Regions from separate parts of the Homo sapiens genome. Here region 2 is linked to region 1. Evidence: chromatin loops called from intact Hi-C (ENCODE). Cell type or tissue: sigmoid colon. All regions are shown on one strand. Links, peaks and the distances in the headings refer to the core of each region. The heading gives the core; the rest is flanking DNA. Region 1 overlaps PLA2G4E (phospholipase A2 group IVE). Region 2 overlaps PLA2G4F (phospholipase A2 group IVF).

Region 1 (8,388 bases), core at 150-8,149:
AAAAGCATGATGTCGCAGGAAGAGCACTGCCTTAGAGTGTCAGAACCCCCTCAGTTCTGCCCCTCGTTCCTCTGCTCACTAGCTGTGTGATCTTAAGCAAGTCTCTCTGTGTCTTGGTTTCCTCATCCATAACATGAGAAATGATAGCAGTTGTGCCGTCTCCCTCCAAGAGCTGGTGTAAGGGCCAAACAAGATCACACGTAGGAAAGTGCATTGTTACCCATTTACAAACTTAGATTGTTTTCATTGTTGCCCTGTTGGTCTGTGTACACTTCACTTCGCCTGGCTTCAGGGTAGAACTGTATACACATAGAACTTTCCAAAGTAAATTAAAAAAATAAAAACTTCTGGTTCTGACAAGTGCCCTCCTCTCTCGCCAGGCTTCCCTCCCACCTGAGAGCACTTGAGTGTAATTCATGGAGGGTCATATACCCTGGGGGAAGGGAGAGTGTGATCATTTTGAAAATAGGATATTACAAGCTCTTGAATGGAATGGGCTCTACTAAGGTTATTTTTAAAAACTCATTTTTTGTAGCTGAAGAATTGCCCAATATGGCAAATGCTCCAAGGCAAGAGTAAAATTCGAATTTGCTAAGTCAACATGGGCACCATGGTGTGAGAGCCAGCTGGCTGCCCGTGAGTTCTGGGTGTCTGACTTCCCATCATGACTGCTGCTTGGCTTCCTCTGATGCTCTCTGGGGGCTGTCTAGAGCATGCCTCTTCCCAGTTCACAGCGAGTGAGGCCACTGACTGCGGGGCCCATCTTAGGAGAGGCTGCAGCCCATGCTCAGGAGGGAGGCTGCGCACTTGCCTTTGTCTGGGACCCAGCACAGTAGTTGAGGTGGATGATGAGGTCGGCTTTTCGCTCTGGCCTGAGGAGGGGCGGGTAGCTGGAGTTGACAAAGAACGCAGTGTCCAGCAGGCACAGGTGGTTCGCGGACTCGGTCAGCTGGTTTGGGAAACCATCTAGCACTGTGTCTGAAAGCCAAGCCTTCCCGTTACCAACACACCTGGTGCCCTGACAGCCAATGGACAGAGGCACTTGGGGGGACGGAGCGCCCTGTCTGGAGCATCCTTCGCCTCAGCCTGACCAGGACGCCCACTGAGTTCCAGTGCCCTCTGGGTGGCTGAGGAAGAACAGCGTTATCTTGGGCTTTTAGCTAGTCTTTTATGGGATATTGATACTTGTGGGGTATAAGGGGCTTAAGACCACCCCATAAATAGTGTAAACCCTGGGCCCTGAGTCAGCTGTCCCATTGGCCCCAGATGGTGAGGATGAGGCTTAACAGGCCAGGCTGAAGCAGCCATTTGCAGGCCACGGCCAATTAAAATATTAAGAAGGCGAAAGTCAATGCCTTAGGGCCTCAGCAGCAGAGGAGGCGGCACTGAGCTGACGCTGCAGGACCACAGTTTAAGGCCTGGCTCTGCTGCTTACCACTTGGGGGTTCCTGAGCTGGGCCATCCCTGCCCAGTTCCAAGCGGGCACCACTCACATTTTTTTTTTTTTTGAGACAGGGTCTTGCTCTATTGCCCAGGCTGGAGTGCAGTGGCGTGATCATGGCTCATTGCAGCCTTGACCTCCTGGGCTCAAATGATCCTTCTATCTCAGCCCCCAAGTAGCTGGGACTACAGGTGCTCATCACCATGCCCAGCTAATTAAAAACAATTTTTTTTTAAGAGATGGGGTCTCACCATATTGCCCAGGCTGGTCTCAAACTCCTGGACTCAAGAGATTCTCCAGCCTCGGCCTCCCAAAGTGCTGGTGTTACAGGTATGAGCCACTGTGCCTGGCACCACTCACATTAAAGGGCATCCCCAGAACACAACTGCAGAAAGTAAGACCCCCTGTTTCCCCATCTGTAACATGGGGCCAACTTCTACCTGCTAGGACTGTTGTACAGATTCTGTATAGAATGACTGTACAGATGCAGTGAGTTAAGTACCCACACCACTCCCTGCTGCCAGACACATACAGTGTTCAAGACGACACCACCAAATGTGGAAAACACCATGGGGAGAGAGGTGCCTGGCCCAGTGAACATAGCCAGAGAAGTTTTCTTATTCTTTATCCATGGCAGCCTTGACATCCACATCTTCCTCCTCCATATGGAGGCAGGCCTCAAGGAGTAGCCAGGTAGGGTTACCTTTCCACCTAGAGAACTGGCCATTCTGGAGGTAGTTGGTGTGCAGCTGCAGCCCAGACAGGAAGTTGTGAAACTCAGACACGAAGGACCGATGGGTAAGGATTTCTCGGAAAGAATTGGACAGCCATGACCCTGGGATCACTACCGTGGTCTCCAGGATGTTAGCATCACATTTGGGGATTTCAGGCAGGATCGGCTCGTCTTCTGCAGGGGAGGGAGGGATGAAGGGCAGGTCATGAGAGGTGGAGTCCCCAGATTGCCTATGCGAAGCCCCACATGGTTGCCTGGCACCCAGGGGTGAGCACTGTAAAAGCAGCTCATACCTTCCTTGCTGGGCTCTCAAGGTCCTGGCACTGGGGTTAGGAGGATTCAGGTGAGAGACATGGAGTAAGCAGAGAGGTAGTAGAGAGGGAGGGGGAGCGAGACAGCTAAGAAGCGTCCTGGAGAGGACAGGGAGTTTCAAAGAGTGACCTGTGACTGCTATAGACCCTACTCTCCTCACTTCTCCTGGGTGCTGGCAGCCTTGCCTCCAGGCCTTGGCGCTGGTGTCACTCACCTACAGTCACCCTCCCCTCCAGGCAGGGAAGACACTGTAGCCCCAGCTGCCCTCCCACGTCTTAGGCCATAGGTGACGATGCGGAAACATGTGGCAGGGGGCCTCATCCTCGGTTTGTGGTCCACACCCCGCCCCCCATCACCCAGCCATGAGGGAAAGCCGGGGGCCGCCCCCCATCACCCAGCCATGAGGGAAAGCCGGGGGCCGCCCCCCATCACCCAGCCATGAGGGAAAGCCGGGGGCCGCCCCCCATCACCCAGCCATGAGGGAAAGCCGGTGTCACCCATCACCCAGCCATGAGGGAAAGCCGGGGTCACCCACCGATGTCCTGCACTTTCTCCCTTGTCCACCTGTGGAAAAACTCCTCCGAGGTGTGTGACAGGTTCCAGGCATCCAGCAGGTTCAGGGAGAAGATGCTGCTCCACAGGCCTGGGAGCCAGGGCCAGCGTGAGCAGCTCCACCCTGCAGCCCCAGGCCCCACACTGACATTTGATTCCCCACTCCCCCCACCCCCCCACCCCACGCAAGCCAGGCTGCTCCACAGGCGGGACAGACTTCAGACTTCCATGTCCTTCTCCCCTTCCCACTGCAGCTCAACACAGTGACTGAGGGGCTCAGCTCTCAGCTCTTCTCTTCCCTCCCCTCAGTGCCGGGAGACGTAAAGGTGTATAAGGCACAGCCCCGGCAGGGATTTAATGCTGGCAAGTGCAGGCTTTGAGTTTAAGTCCAGCTGCTGTCAGTGAATACATCTAAAGCATTTAGGGCAGCACCTGGCACATGGCGAGCACTCAATAAATGCAAATGCTATTTGTTATTATGATTTTTAAATGTAGGCATTAGACATTGACCCATTTGGAATCTCTATAAGGTGGGTTTTACTCTTAAGCCTAATTAACTAAGGAGAAGATGGAGGCTTCGACAGGTGAGGCAATCTGGCCAACTTTACACAGCTAGTGAGTGAGAAGCCAGAGTTCAGAGTTCAAGCCCACGTGTTTTGCCCACAGTTTTCTAAACCACATGCTCATCAGCATAGGTGTTCAGGGGAAGGAGAGGCCACCGTGGGCTGGGGGCTTCTGGGGGAAGAAGTGATGGGACTGAGTTGGATCTTGCAGGATGGGTTGGTTTGGGATAGACAGAAGGGGAAGGCACAGACAACTAATTTAAATAAGGGCGTGTTGGGGCTGTGAATGTGGGTCTGTTTCTGAAGAAGCCCTTTGACGGGCGCAGCTAAGACTCTGAAGGGAAGAACTCGAGTGGGTCCTGCATTCGGTGGGCCCAGCTCATGAAGAACCGAGGCGCTTAGGGTGGGAGGCTGGGCTAGGCTTCTCTGGTGACCCTGCCCCTTACCCTGTGGTCTCCCTGGACCCTCGGGTCCCAGGTCTGGGTTGGCCCCTGGAAGCAGGCACACTGCTGGCCGAAGCTAGACGGGAGTGGGTGGGAGTTACAGAAGCTTCCGTCTGAGTCTGCTGTTCCCAGTGTGGTGCTGAGCAGGCTGCAGGGAGACTGCTGGAGACCAGGAAATTGGGAGAGCCCCCAGACCAACTCTGGTCCCCAGTGACTTGGGACCACTCCTAGGATGAGACAATGCTGGCAAGTGCCCCGAGTGTCACATAATCAGGGGCCAACCCAGGGTGGCCCAGCACTGGGCAGCAGCCCCCTGTCATTCCGCCAGTTGCAAGGCAGTCACCTAGCATGTAGCAGATTCGAGACTCCGGGATCCTCTTCACCAGCCGCCCCATGAAGAACTCGGAGCCGAAGAGCTCGGAGGGGATGAAGGCCCCATACTTCTGCAGGCCCACCTCGTAGGGGGAGAACTCGAACCACTCTGCACATGAAGCAGCAGGACGGGGGTCAGTCTCAGGCCAGGGAGCCGTCCACACAGCCGGGCCCCCCTCCTGCCTGCAGCCACTGGCTCAGGCCTTGGAAAGCCTGGGACAGGGAGGCCGCAGTTCCCCCAAAGGACACATGGGGGCACCCTTGGCCAGCTTCTGCTGGTGTAGCAAGGGTCAGCTTTGCCATGCTTTGCAAGGAGGATGGCTCATTTGCACCTCAGAGCCTGTTGAATGGGACAAAAACTGACCCTGAAGCAGGGCAGCTCTCTCGAGTCTCTCTCTCTCTGGGCAGCGTAGAAATATCTTCCTTTCACAACCTTTGTCTTCCCCAGTGTCATTAAACACATGCCCAGGGAAGCTGCAGACAGTGCCTGCCGGCCTCACCCATGCAGCAGGGCAGATTGGGGTAGCAAAGGTGATTTCTCCAGCTGTGTGCACAGTCTGGATGTAGAGGTTGACAAAGATGAGTGGGATTGGGGGACCTGGAGGTGCTGGGTGCTTTTGCCCACCAAGAAGTCCCCCCCTCCACCCCACTTGTAAATCACCAGCCACTGGTGTTACCTCTGAAGTCCTGGTTGCTTACATCATCCTTGACATTGATGGTGAGGTAGATGGGCAGGGGGTTCTGGCCGCAGCTCAAAGCAGCACGCTGATCTGACAGTTTGCATTCATTTCTCTGTGGGGAAACAAAATGGTTAAAGAGAAGCAGCAGCCCAGAGGGTGAGGGAGGCAGTGCAGAATGAGAAGACAATCTGGACCCCCGCAGCCACTTCCTGGCTCCTGAGCTCACCGGGCTGCTGTATCGGCCCCAGCTGACACCAGCCAAATCACTCTGAAAGGGCACCAATGGCATAGGCACCACCCCCTCGGGCTGCCCACCACCAGACAGGGGCCGGGACTGGATCCGCAGTTTAGGACAGTCTCTCAGAGTCCCAGGGTCTTGGTCTTAGGGGTCAGCAGATAAAGAGGAAGGGGTGGGAGAGGCTAGCACTGCCCCTCTTCTGCCCCATCGTCTTCCCTCTGCTAGAACTGGAGCAGCTCCATGTTTAGCATCTCCATTTTTTAAAAAAAATCAGCTTGGCATGTTGAGCTCCCTCAACTGAGGGGTAAAAAGTTGGGGGAAAAGAAGTTTCCCTTCCTCCGCTCCCCTGCCCTCCCCTCCCTCCCTCCCCTCCTCTTCCCTTCTTTTTTTTTTTTTTTTTTTTAACAAAAGACTTAGGACTTGAACACTAGATGGTTGCTGAGGTCACTCTAATCCCCAGAGTGGGGAGCCTTTCAGATCAGCCCGGGCCACAGTCCACCTCCCAAAGTGAATCAGCCACTGCAAACGAGGCAGAATCAAGGTCTTAGAGGCCCAGGCTCTGACCCCAGGCCAAGCAGCTGACTCCTGGGTGACCAACCCTGGTCACCCCAGTGTGCAAAGGCTACAGAACCTGTGTGGAATGGCAAACACATGTATATGCCCAATGACATGTGGGTCTCCTTTGAAAGAAAACAGGGTCATAACTGGGCCCAGAGATCTGGGCATCACAGAGCCCACTGTCCTGGAAGTAAAGCTGCAGGCTCAGGGAAGAGCCGGTCCACATTCATTGTCAAGGTGGCCCAAGGGAAAGGGGCTCCTGTCCTGGCCAGAGCGCAAGAGCAGAGGCCTCTCAACAACAACCCTGCCCTTGCTTTCCTGGGAACCCAGCTCCTTCCCACCAAACCCCCAGAATGCTGAGACTCCTGATGTCGGAAGACTCGGTGCTTCCTCCTCATCATATGCGGCACTCATGATTGTTACAATATTGTTGAAAATGTTAACTAGCACTTATTGATGTAATTCCCACTTAAGGAATAGTAAAGAGCAGGGCCTGAATTTCAAACCCATCCTGACTGAATCCCAAGGCCGATGCCCTTGGCCTCTGCCTGCTCTGCTTCATAGGGAGGACAGGTTAAGTGGTGGGTTATCACAGGGGCAGGGTGGGTGGGATCCATCAGAAGTGGCGAGGGCCTGGGGTTGGAAGCCATGTCCCATTCCTTTCTGAATCCCCATTTGCCAGCGCAGTTCCTGGCATGCAGGAGGTACTCAAGTAATTTAATTGAAGGAATGAGGGAAGATTGAAGATGAGGGTCCGGTCATTCTCAGGTGCTCAAACTGTCTGGCTTTCTGGAAGATGGAACCTACTATTATAAAAAATAATTGCTGCAATGACTTTCTGGCAAGTTCTGATTTGAATTCAGAACTCCCCGGACACCTTTGGAGTGGAGCAGGGAACCGTGGGCCTGGACAGAGGTGGGAAGCTCTCCTCTGGGGCCAGGCAACAACAAAAGTTGTTAATCTCGGCTTGTGCAACCTAAAGGGCACAGATGTCAGCTGAGCCCACCCTGATGTCCAGGATCGCAACACCCCTTGGAGATCCCTGTGCTGTGCCATGTGTCCAGGAAAAGGACCACCCTGTGCTGGGTAGCAGCTCTCACAGCAGCAGCCACCCAACACAGGCTGGTCCTCTTCTTGGGCACGTATTAGTCAGATCACTGGATCTCAGAATAGGAAGGAACCTCATTGGGCCCACTGGTGGCCATGAGAACGGGCCCTGCAGACCTCCAACTGTAGAGAGTGTTATTGACTGAGGACCCCAGCTGCTGTGCTCTGAAATCCACAGCTGAGTCTGTGCTGAGGCTGCACTTCCTGTGACTGAGTGGGGCAGGGATACTGAGGCTGGCCCGTTCTGGGAGACGCGGGACTCCTGTGACAGCCAGCTTTGGCTGGAGGACCCTCCAAGGGCCTTGCAGACCACATGGTGGTCTGGGATGCTGCCGCCTGACCTTTCTTCCTCTCCCCACCCCTAGGGTCAGACTCGCTTCATGGCGTCACTGCTCTCCAGTCTTCCCCGGCTTCCTCCCCGTTTTTCCCTCACAGGTGTCTTGGCGTGGCTCTCAGAGGACGTGCTGCCCTAGGCAGGTTTGCCTCCAACACGAGGGTCTCAGCCATCCTCTAAAGGGTACACGGGAGACAATCCCACCACCTTCCTCCGTCATAGAGTCCGACACCTTATCGGTCTTCCAGCCCAAGGATACTCCCGCAGGTCTAACCTAATCCCCTGTGTGCAATGGAAGTCCTGACTCCCCTGAGGAAGAAAGAGAGCCAGGCATCAGCCAGGGCAGGGTGGGGCCCAGGAGAAGCCGAGCACCTACCTCGTCCCCCAGGCAGGTCTCTATCAGCAGGCCCCAGAAGTCTGTAAAGGTGACCCTGTAGCCTTCCTGGCTGCGCTGCCGGAGCTCCTCCTGGAATTTGCGGAGCTGGTCTGGGAACAGGGAGGGTAGCTTGTCCTTTACCACATGTCTCCGAGCCTCAAAGATAGCAGGCTCCAAGTTTTTGGAGGACCAGTCAGGGTCACGGTACAAGGTAGCCATGGTCCTGGAAAGAGACAGGCACAGCTGATAGGGCTGACCCGGCCCCTGTCTGATGAGTCCTGGACCCGGGCAGGAGGGAAGGTGGGCAGGCCATTGAGAACCCTAACCTGCCAGGAGGGGAACCTGGAGAGTAGGGGTGAGGCAGAGACCTGGCAGACAGTGAGGAGCAGGGGAGGTGAACATTATTACTCATAATCACAAGTGCTACCAGTTCTCAAATGCCCACTGTGTGCCAGGCATAACAGTGGTTAAGATGAAGATTCTGGATCCAGAACTTTCTGGATCAAGCCAGGCTCTGTCGCTCACTAGCTGTGTGATCTTGGGCAAGCTACTTAATCACCGTTCCCTTCAGTTTTCCTGTCTGTGGAATGGGGAGAATTACAATAATTGTACCTGCTTCACAGAGTTCTGGTGAAGATTACATGAGTTAAGGTGATGTGGGGTAGCTAGAACAGTGCAT
Region 2 (8,388 bases), core at 132-8,131, 150 kb after region 1:
CTGAGGCAGGAGAAATCACTTGAACCCAGGGGGGCAGAGCTTGCAGTGAGCGGAGATCGCACCACTGCACTCCAGCCTGGGTAACAGAGTGAGACTCCGTCTCAAAAAAAGAAAAAAAATACATGAGTAATCAAAAAACTCAAATATTAATAGAATAAAATGTATAAAACAATTCATGCCTAAAATTTCTTCATTGTTTCAGATGTAGAATAGTTAATTTAACTTAAATCATTTCTTAAAAAGACAAATTCAGAAAATTTACTGTGTAATTGAAAATAATTTTTTTAAAATGTTGAGGGTGATCTTAGCCTGTTCTCTGTCTTTCATCTTGAAACACAACTTTTCCTTTGTAACATTTTACTCATCCCCATCTTAGTTAGTTTGTGTTGCTATGAAAGGATACCTGAAGTTGGGTAATTTATAAAGAAAACAGGTTCATTTGGCTCATGGCTCTTCAAGGCAGGCTGTTCAAAGAGCATGGTGCCAGCATCTGCGTCTGCTTCTGGTGAGGGCCTCAGACGGCTTCCACTCGTGGCAGAGGGCAAGGGGAGCCTTTGTGTGCAGAGATCACAGAGTGAGAGAGAAAGCAAGAGATGGGGGAGGTGCCAGGCTCTTTTTAACAACCAGCTCTTGGAGGAACTAATAGAGTGGGAACTCACCCAGCCCCCAAGAAAGAGGGCAATAACCTATTCTTGAGGGATCTGGTCCCATAACCGAACACTTCCCATTAGGACCCATCTTCAACACTGGGGATTAAATTTCAATATGAGGTTTGGAGGACCCCCTATACCAAGCCCGTCATATTAATAATAGAAAAGATAAAAACATAGGTTAATAAATTAATAACCCATGATTCAAAGCAAGAAAGAGAACTCTTCATGAGTCAGAAACGCAGAGGCAGCCCTGAATGAAGGAGGTAAACGGGCAGCCCAATGGAACACACTGGCACGCTACCCGGCCCTCCATGCCAAGGCTGCTACTGTTACCCAGGGGCTGCAGCATCCCTTCAAGGCTGTGTGAGTCCCCCAGCAGCATAGCTTCAGCCTCCCCAGCCCCAAGTCCCACACTGCCACCTGCAGGCCAGCCATCATTACCACGGCATGGCCAAGGACACGCAGCCAGGAGCCATCACAGCCCAGGGCATGCAAGGAACTCTCTCAGAGATGAGGTTACAACCAACAGTCACCAAATACATAAAGAAGGCAGCATCCATGAAAGAGAGGCAACAAAGAACCTACCCCCAAGGAATCCAGTCACAGAACAATCAGAAAAACGTGTTAAAATACATACGCTAACATCATCACAGTGAAAGGAGTGAAGCCTATTCAGGAAATGAAAACACGTAGTTTTGGAAAAGATCCGCTTAGAGAACTTAAAATGAAAAATGTGATAGTCAAGTTAAACAGAAACCCCAAAAGATGAATCCAGGAGCGGACTGGACACAGAAGATTGTGTTCATGATCTGGAAAATCATGCTAAGAAAATCCCCCGGAATACAGCACAATGAAAAGATAGAATGCATAAGAGGAAAGTTTAGGGATACACAGCGTTGATTCAGATATTCCTACATCCAGTTAATATGAATTCCAGAAAGGGAGGATGAACAGCAGTTGTGATAAAATTGACAGGTAATTTCTTAGAGCTTCAAAAAGACATACATCCAGAAGTTGAAAGAGCTCACTGATAATTTTTTACCTTTACACTTTAGAAAAATCAAAATTAAACTTTTTGATTTTATTATTTTTTTTTGAGACAGAGTTTTGCTCTGTCACCCAGGCTGGAGTGCAGTGATGCAATCGTGGCTCACTGCAGCCTCGAACTCCTTCTGGGCTCAAGCAGTTCTCTTGCCTCAGCCTCCCAAATAGCTGGAACTAAGGTGTGCACCATCATGCTTAGCTAATTTTTTATAGAGATGAAGTCTTGCTTTGTTGACCAGGTTTGTCTTTAACTCCTGGCTTCAAGTGATCCTCCTGCCTGGCTTCCCAAAGTGTTGGGATTACAGATGCGAGCCATAGAGCCTGGCCAAAGTTAAACTTTAAAAATCAAAGACAGGCCGGGTATGGTGACTCACACCTGTAATCCTATCACTTTGTAAGGCCGAGGTCAGAGGATTGTTTGAGCCCAGGAGTTGGACACCAGCCTGAGCAACATAGGGAGACCCCGTCTCTACAAAATTAAAAATAAAAATAAAAATAGCCAGGAATGGTGGCACATGCCTGTGGGCCCAGCTTCTTGGGAGGCTGAGGTGGGAGGATCGCTTGAGCTTAGGAGGTTGAGGCTGCAGTGAGCCATCATCTGCCACTGTACTCCAGCCTGGGTGACAGAGTGAGACCTCATTTCAGAAAACAATAAATAAATAAAATAAAAGACAAAGTCCTAAAAGTTACAGACAAATGACCTGCAATGGGGACTCCAGCTGCCATCAGATTGCATATCAGCAATATCAAATGCAAGAAGGCATTAACATCTGAGCATATGCAAGCATGAACCAAGAATTCTATACTCTTCCAGGCTATTACTCATAAGTCAGGGCAAGAAAAGAGAATTCTAGACATATAAGCAGTCAGAATATTTACCATCCACACACCCTTCATTAAATATTCAATTTTGCACTCCACTAAAAAGAAAAGCAAACGCAAAAGAAAGAAAGGAGTTACAAGAAGCAATGACAAGCAACTAAATCAAGAAACTATATTGTAAAGTGGAAATAAAAATTTCTATTTTGCAGTTTTTAATACACTGGAAATAAGATTCCAGGTGATTAGTAGAATGTTTGGGTGGTTGGGGAGCGGCACATAGGGCAGGAAACAGGAAGCTACAAGCATGCCAGGATGCTTGTCTTGTTTGGGGAGAGACAATAGAGACTGGTGGACTTTTTAATGGGACTTTAAAAAAATAAAAGTTTAGGCTGGGTGTGGTGGCTCATGCCTGTAATCCCAGCACTTTGGGAGGCAGAGGTGGGTGCATCACTTGAGGTCAGGAGTTCAAGACCAGCCTGGCCAACATGGTGAAACCTGTCTCTATTAAAAATACGAAAATTAGCCAGGCATGGTGGTACACACCTGTAGTCCCAGCTACTCGGGAGGCTGAGGCAGAAGAATCGCTTGAATGCGGGAGGCAGAGGTTGCAGTGAGGAAAGATCATGCCACTGCATTCCAGCCTGGGCGACAGAGTGAGACTGTCTCTGAATGAATGCATGAATGAATGAATGTTTAAGTAAGAAGACTTTTTTTTTTTCGGAGACAGAGTCTCGCTCTGTCACCCAGGCTGGAGTGCAGTGGCGCGATCTCAGCTCACCGCAAGATCTGTCTCCATGGTTCACGCCATTCTCCTGGCTCAGCCTCCTGAGTAGCTGGGACTACAGGCGCCCACGACCACGCCTGGCTAATTTTTTGTATTTTTAGTAGAGACGGGGTTTCAGTGTGTTAGCCAGGGTGGTCTCGATCTCCTGACCTCGTGATCCACCCGCCTCGGCCTCCCAAAGTGCTGGGATTACAGGCGTGAGCCACCGCACCTGGCCGTAAGAAGACTTTTAATGAAGCTAAATTTGGAAATAAACCAAATTTCCATCAGCAGGGGAATGGATAAACATTGTGGGATATCTACATACATCCTAGTGAGTTATACTAAGGAAAGAACTACAGACACAGCAACAGGGATGACTCGCAAACGCAAAACGTGTTGAGTGAGAGAAGCTGGACACAATGAGTCAAAAAGTCAACGAATTGTAAGTCAAAAAAATTTTAAGTGGTTCAAGGTAATAATTTTTCGACTATACCATTCCATTTGTATGAAACTCTGGAAAAGACAAATCCATTGTGGGAGAAAGCCGATCAGTAGTCACCTGGGGCCAGGAGTGGGGAAACTGACTGGGACGGAACGCAAGATAACATTTTGGGTGATGGAAATGTTCCATATCGTGACTGTGGTGGTAGTTACACATGTATATAAATCAGAATTCATTGAACTGTGCACTTACTCTCTTGTACACTTACTGTACACTTAGAATGTGTGCTATTGCATATAAATGATACGTCAATGAAATTGACAAGAGGAACCACCAGAATGGTGGAAATAGGATGCATAACATTCAAACCAGCAGAGGGGAAAAGAAAAAAATCAAACCAGAAAGCAGGAAGGCGGGGGAGAAAGACGAAGCATGGCAAACAGAAAACAAGTGTGTCTCAAGCCCCAGGACTTGCTTTGAAACCCAGCGATGGTAAAATAAATGGAGAGGTTGGGGTGGGGAGTGAAAGGAGACCTGGGGCATGGCACAGTGTTTCCTGGTACCCAAGATGGAACTGAAAATCTATAGGCCCTTAGAGGACTTAAGGTGCCTCCAGGAAATTCTGGCAGTGTTCAGGGACCCGAAGAGAGGACAGGAGGACAAGGACAGCAGAAGCGCTGAGGCCAGAGGGAGGAAGGAAAAGCAAGAAGGGGCTTCAACGGTACCAACCCGAACTAGACGATGCACAAGCAAGGGCCACCTGGACCCTCCTGTGGAAGCCTCAGCCACCATGGTCCAGAGGAGCCCAGTGGGGGTGGTGGGATGACAAAGATGCCCCGCAGTAGACCAAGCAGAGCCAGGGCAGGCATCAGGCATTTAAAGCTCCCCAGGTGAATTCAAGGTGCAACCCAGGTGAGATCCATCACTCTGGGGTCAAAGGATAAAGAGCCACGAGGACTTGTGAATGCCAGCAAATCAGCCAGAGCCTCTCTCAAGAGCACCTGCCTGCCTCTCCCCACCCGGGTGGCCCCCCTTCTGGGTAGCTCCCCATCCCTTCTCTTCCTTACTCATATTTTCCTCCCCTTTGTCTTTTCCTCTTTCTCCAACTTCGCCTCCTTTTACCACTTACTTTGCCAAAGCTCGCCACCTAGTGTTGGTAGACTTTTAAAACAGTGGCCTTTATTACATATTTATCCAGATGGTCCCCAACTGAATGGTTTGACTTACAGTTTTTTGACTTTCCAATGGGTTGAGATGTAACCTCATTGTAAGTCGAAAAGCAACTGTACATCTTTTTCAAAACCAAGACCTAAATCTTACTAAAGTAACTGGCTTTTTAACATAGTGAGTCATTCACCGCTTAATATTTCCTGTGCCTCAGCTTTCCTAATAGGAAAAAAAAATCAGTCCCCAGCCCTGACCTCTAGTGGTTAACAGCCTCCCTGACTCCCAGGACAGCCCCCTACAGACCCCTGTCCTTCATGGAGAAAATTCCAGGACTCCTTGCCCCGTTTGTTGGGTGTCCCTGTGGAGTTTTACAGGACAGAGGTGCTAGGGAAAGATAGATTCCTGCAGGGTATGCAGTGTGCCCTGCTTTTCTCCTCTGCAAGAATGGTTTCATCTGAAATGAAGGAAATTTCATTTAAAGCCTCAGCTGATTACCACCACCAACTGAGCAATGTTAGCTGCATGGCCTGGGCTCAGAGAAGGCGGGGGTTACCCATGCCCACCAGCCACCTGCCAGTACCTGAGGCCCTTCTCCCAGTGCTGCACCATCCAAGGAATGGAAAGGATACTTGCTCTTCGATTTTCTGCAGGAGATTCTTGTGAATGCCGAGCTGCATCGAAGGAACCAGGGGGCCTGATATTTGAACCAGCCTCTGTCCTCATACTCAGTTGAGGCTGTGCTCCCAGGGCTGCTAGGTCACACAACTCCAAGAGACAAATTCACACCATCAGTTCATGTGAACAGGATCCCCTGAAGTTGTGCAGTGCACAACCTGTGCAGCCCTATGTGACAGGCTTGTGGCCCCCTTTTTCTCTCATGAGGGGCTCTGACAAGCTGATGAATGATGCCCCTGCTCCTGTGTTTCTACCCAGCTTCAAGGGAAACCATGCTTGTTCTTCTGGACAAATCCCTCCAACTCTGTCACCTTCAGGACCTTGAAGCTTATTTCCAGCCATCTCAGACAAGAGTTGGAAATGAGGTAAGGACTCAGATACCTCCTCACTGAGGAGCGACCCTGGCTGAGCAGTGGATGAAATGTGTACTCAGACACAGGTATGCAGTGTAAGAGCAGCTAGGGGACTGCCCAGCTCAAGTGGCCAAAGTGCAGCCCTGAGAAGCTGGAGCTGCTTGCTTTTATTCAGTGCAGGCACAATGCCAAAAGCCTGGAGCAAACACTGGAGGTAATTAACATTTATTGTTCCCCTTTCAGGGAAGGTCATGGGCGTAGATGATCAAAGGTCAGTTCCTGGTCAACAGAAGTAAACAAGCCTGTTTAAGATAAATTCCCCCACACTCCCTCGTACCTACTCCTTGCCCTCTGCCTCAGGGTTATAGAACAGCTGTCTTTAGCTATTCTCCTCCAAAGCTATGCAGAGCCTTCCAACCTTTCAGAAGGCCTGCTCCTTTCCCTATAGCTTCTCCCACCACTCTGACCAATCTCCTACACTTGTGGCCCCCTTTTTCTTCCCTTGCCTCATGAGGAGCTCTGACAAGTTGATGAATGATGTCCCTGCTCCTGTGTTTCTACCCAGCTTCAAGGGAAACCATGCTTGCTCTTCTAGACAAATCCCTCCAACTCTGTCACCTTCAGGACCCTGAAGCTTATTTCCAGCCATCTCAGATAAGGGTTGGGAATGAGGTAAAGACTCAGATCTCTCCTGAGGAGCAGACATTAAACTGGCTGGGTTACCTTCGGCCCCTCCCCTGGCTTCTTGCTCTGCGTGGCTCCCAGATTCAGTCTTGTTGGAGCCTCCCCATCCCTGGCTGAGATCCTCCCTGTACTTCTGGCCAATATCTGGGCCACAGCACTAGCCCAGCCTCCTGCCCCCTGCCCCCTGCCCTTGATCTTGTCCCAGTCTCCTCCCAAACCTTATCTGAGCACAAGTGGCATTGCCTACACTTCTGTGTGAGAAGGTCCCCGCCCACTCTGCACAAGCCCACGTTTGCCTCCTTCACAAGCCTTGCTGGCCTGCGGGGACAGACGCTGGCCTCTGCAACCCTGGGGCTGCTGATCACATAGCTGAAGCAGAGACCTTATTGTAAGCAACTTTTCATGTGTGTGTGTATGCCTTTTTCTTGGGAGAGGGTCTGTGGTTTATATCAGCTCTTCAAAAAGTCCACATGGGTTAGGAATCATGAAAGCATTGCATGCTTTTTTGTGGTTGGTGGGTGACGATCCATTTCTTAGAATGTAGGTTCCCATTCATTTATCAAATATTTACTGAGCACCTACCATGTATCAACTGCTGCTCTAGGCACTGAGGATACAGCAGTGAACAAAACAGATGGTAGAATGACTTTCTAGGAGCCAGAGACAGCCTGAGGCTCTAATGGGCACTGAAGAAACACCACAGATTCTAAGTTGTGAACGCTGTGCAGTTCTGAGCTGTGAACCCTATGAAGGTTTTACTAACAAGTTATTGATGACGGCAGGCACAGCAGTGTTGATGACAATGGCCACAGCAGGAGCCAGATAAACTCCCAGATAAACCTCTCACTGCTGAACCAAGGGGAGGGGCCGTGGCCTGTGACAGGCAGCCATGGTGAGGAGGCAGAGGAGAACTGAGGTGTCCCCACCCCATGCCAGCCCAAATAACTGGCTCCCCCAGCCCTCGCAACTCATGCCAGCTGGAGGGCTGCAGATCCCAGGCCAGGCCAAGACACAGGCTGGGCTCCAGTCACCCTTCCCCAACCTGGAAACCAGAACTAGTCTTCTTTCCAGACTCAGGACAGGTAAGGCTTCCCAGCACAGGTGTTCCTGACAGCGTGTCTGTGTGAGAGAGCATGGAGCAGGGGGTGCAGCCAAGAGGGAGCCCCTGGGACAGGGGGCAGAAGGAACAAGGTCTCAAGTGCTGCTGCAGGCTCCTAGGCAGCTCAGCACTGGAGGCATATGCTGCAGAGGCCGTGGCCAGATGGAGAGGGCCTGGCCAGAACGGGATCTCCTCTTCACGAATCTGAGGGCTGCCCACACTAGAGAGGTTCTAGGTATTTGGAGAGTCCCTGGCGGGTCAGGGGAAATGGAGAAGAGGGAGAGTGAGAAACAAAACTTGCCAAGACCCATTGGATGCATCTGGGAAAGAGGCAAGAGCCCAGGCGAGGCTCCCTCTGCACTGCCCATGCCTTGGAGTAACCCACCTCCAGGAACTTGCACACCCTCCTGCCCCACATACAGGTGCACACCTCTCCCCCGATGAACTGATGCCCCTACTAGACACACCCATTTAGCTCCTAGGAATGGTGAGACTATATTTGCATGATGTGGCCACTACACACATCACCAGAGACTGTGGTCCAGGTTCGAAGAGTGAAGCCTGGGTAACTGGCAGGGAGACACGCGCACATCTCCCACCTGGAGCAGCCAGAATGGGACATCACCCCACAGGCTTTAGGGCGCTGGGAAGAGAAGGGTGATCTGGGAGGAGGCACGAGGAGA

The links. Peaks named below come from ENCODE experiments on the same cell type or tissue, not always from the same donor. Only the 100,000 strongest peaks of a DNase experiment are listed, where the experiment ranks them.
Region 2: it touches region 1 in a loop (12-fold over the local background); 72 of 110 quality-filtered maps call a loop at or near these places.

The regions. Positions count from the first base shown.
Region 1 is chr15:41,985,028-41,993,415 of GRCh38, forward strand. It overlaps PLA2G4E (phospholipase A2 group IVE), which reads right to left. Exons shown (of 20, transcript NM_001395548.1): 13 at 7,710-7,932; 14 at 5,094-5,208; 15 at 4,388-4,525; 16 at 3,022-3,129; 17 at 2,145-2,348; 18 at 812-978. The region is part of intron 3 of PLA2G4E-AS1 (PLA2G4E antisense RNA 1); the gene reads left to right. Among named protein-coding and RNA genes, the nearest start is that of PLA2G4E-AS1, 16 kb to the left of the region's middle. In sigmoid colon, for the core only: a CTCF peak has its summit at 4,667 (motif pointing right); a DNase peak (open chromatin) is centred at 4,654; H3K27me3 peaks cover 1,232 bases.
Region 2 is chr15:42,133,023-42,141,410 of GRCh38, forward strand. PLA2G4F (phospholipase A2 group IVF) reads right to left here. Exons shown (of 20, transcript NM_213600.4): 20 at 6,012-8,388. Among named protein-coding and RNA genes, the nearest start is that of PLA2G4F, 19 kb to the right of the region's middle. In sigmoid colon, for the core only: a CTCF peak has its summit at 4,875 (motif pointing left); no DNase peak of the experiment used is centred there; H3K27ac peaks cover 1,254 bases.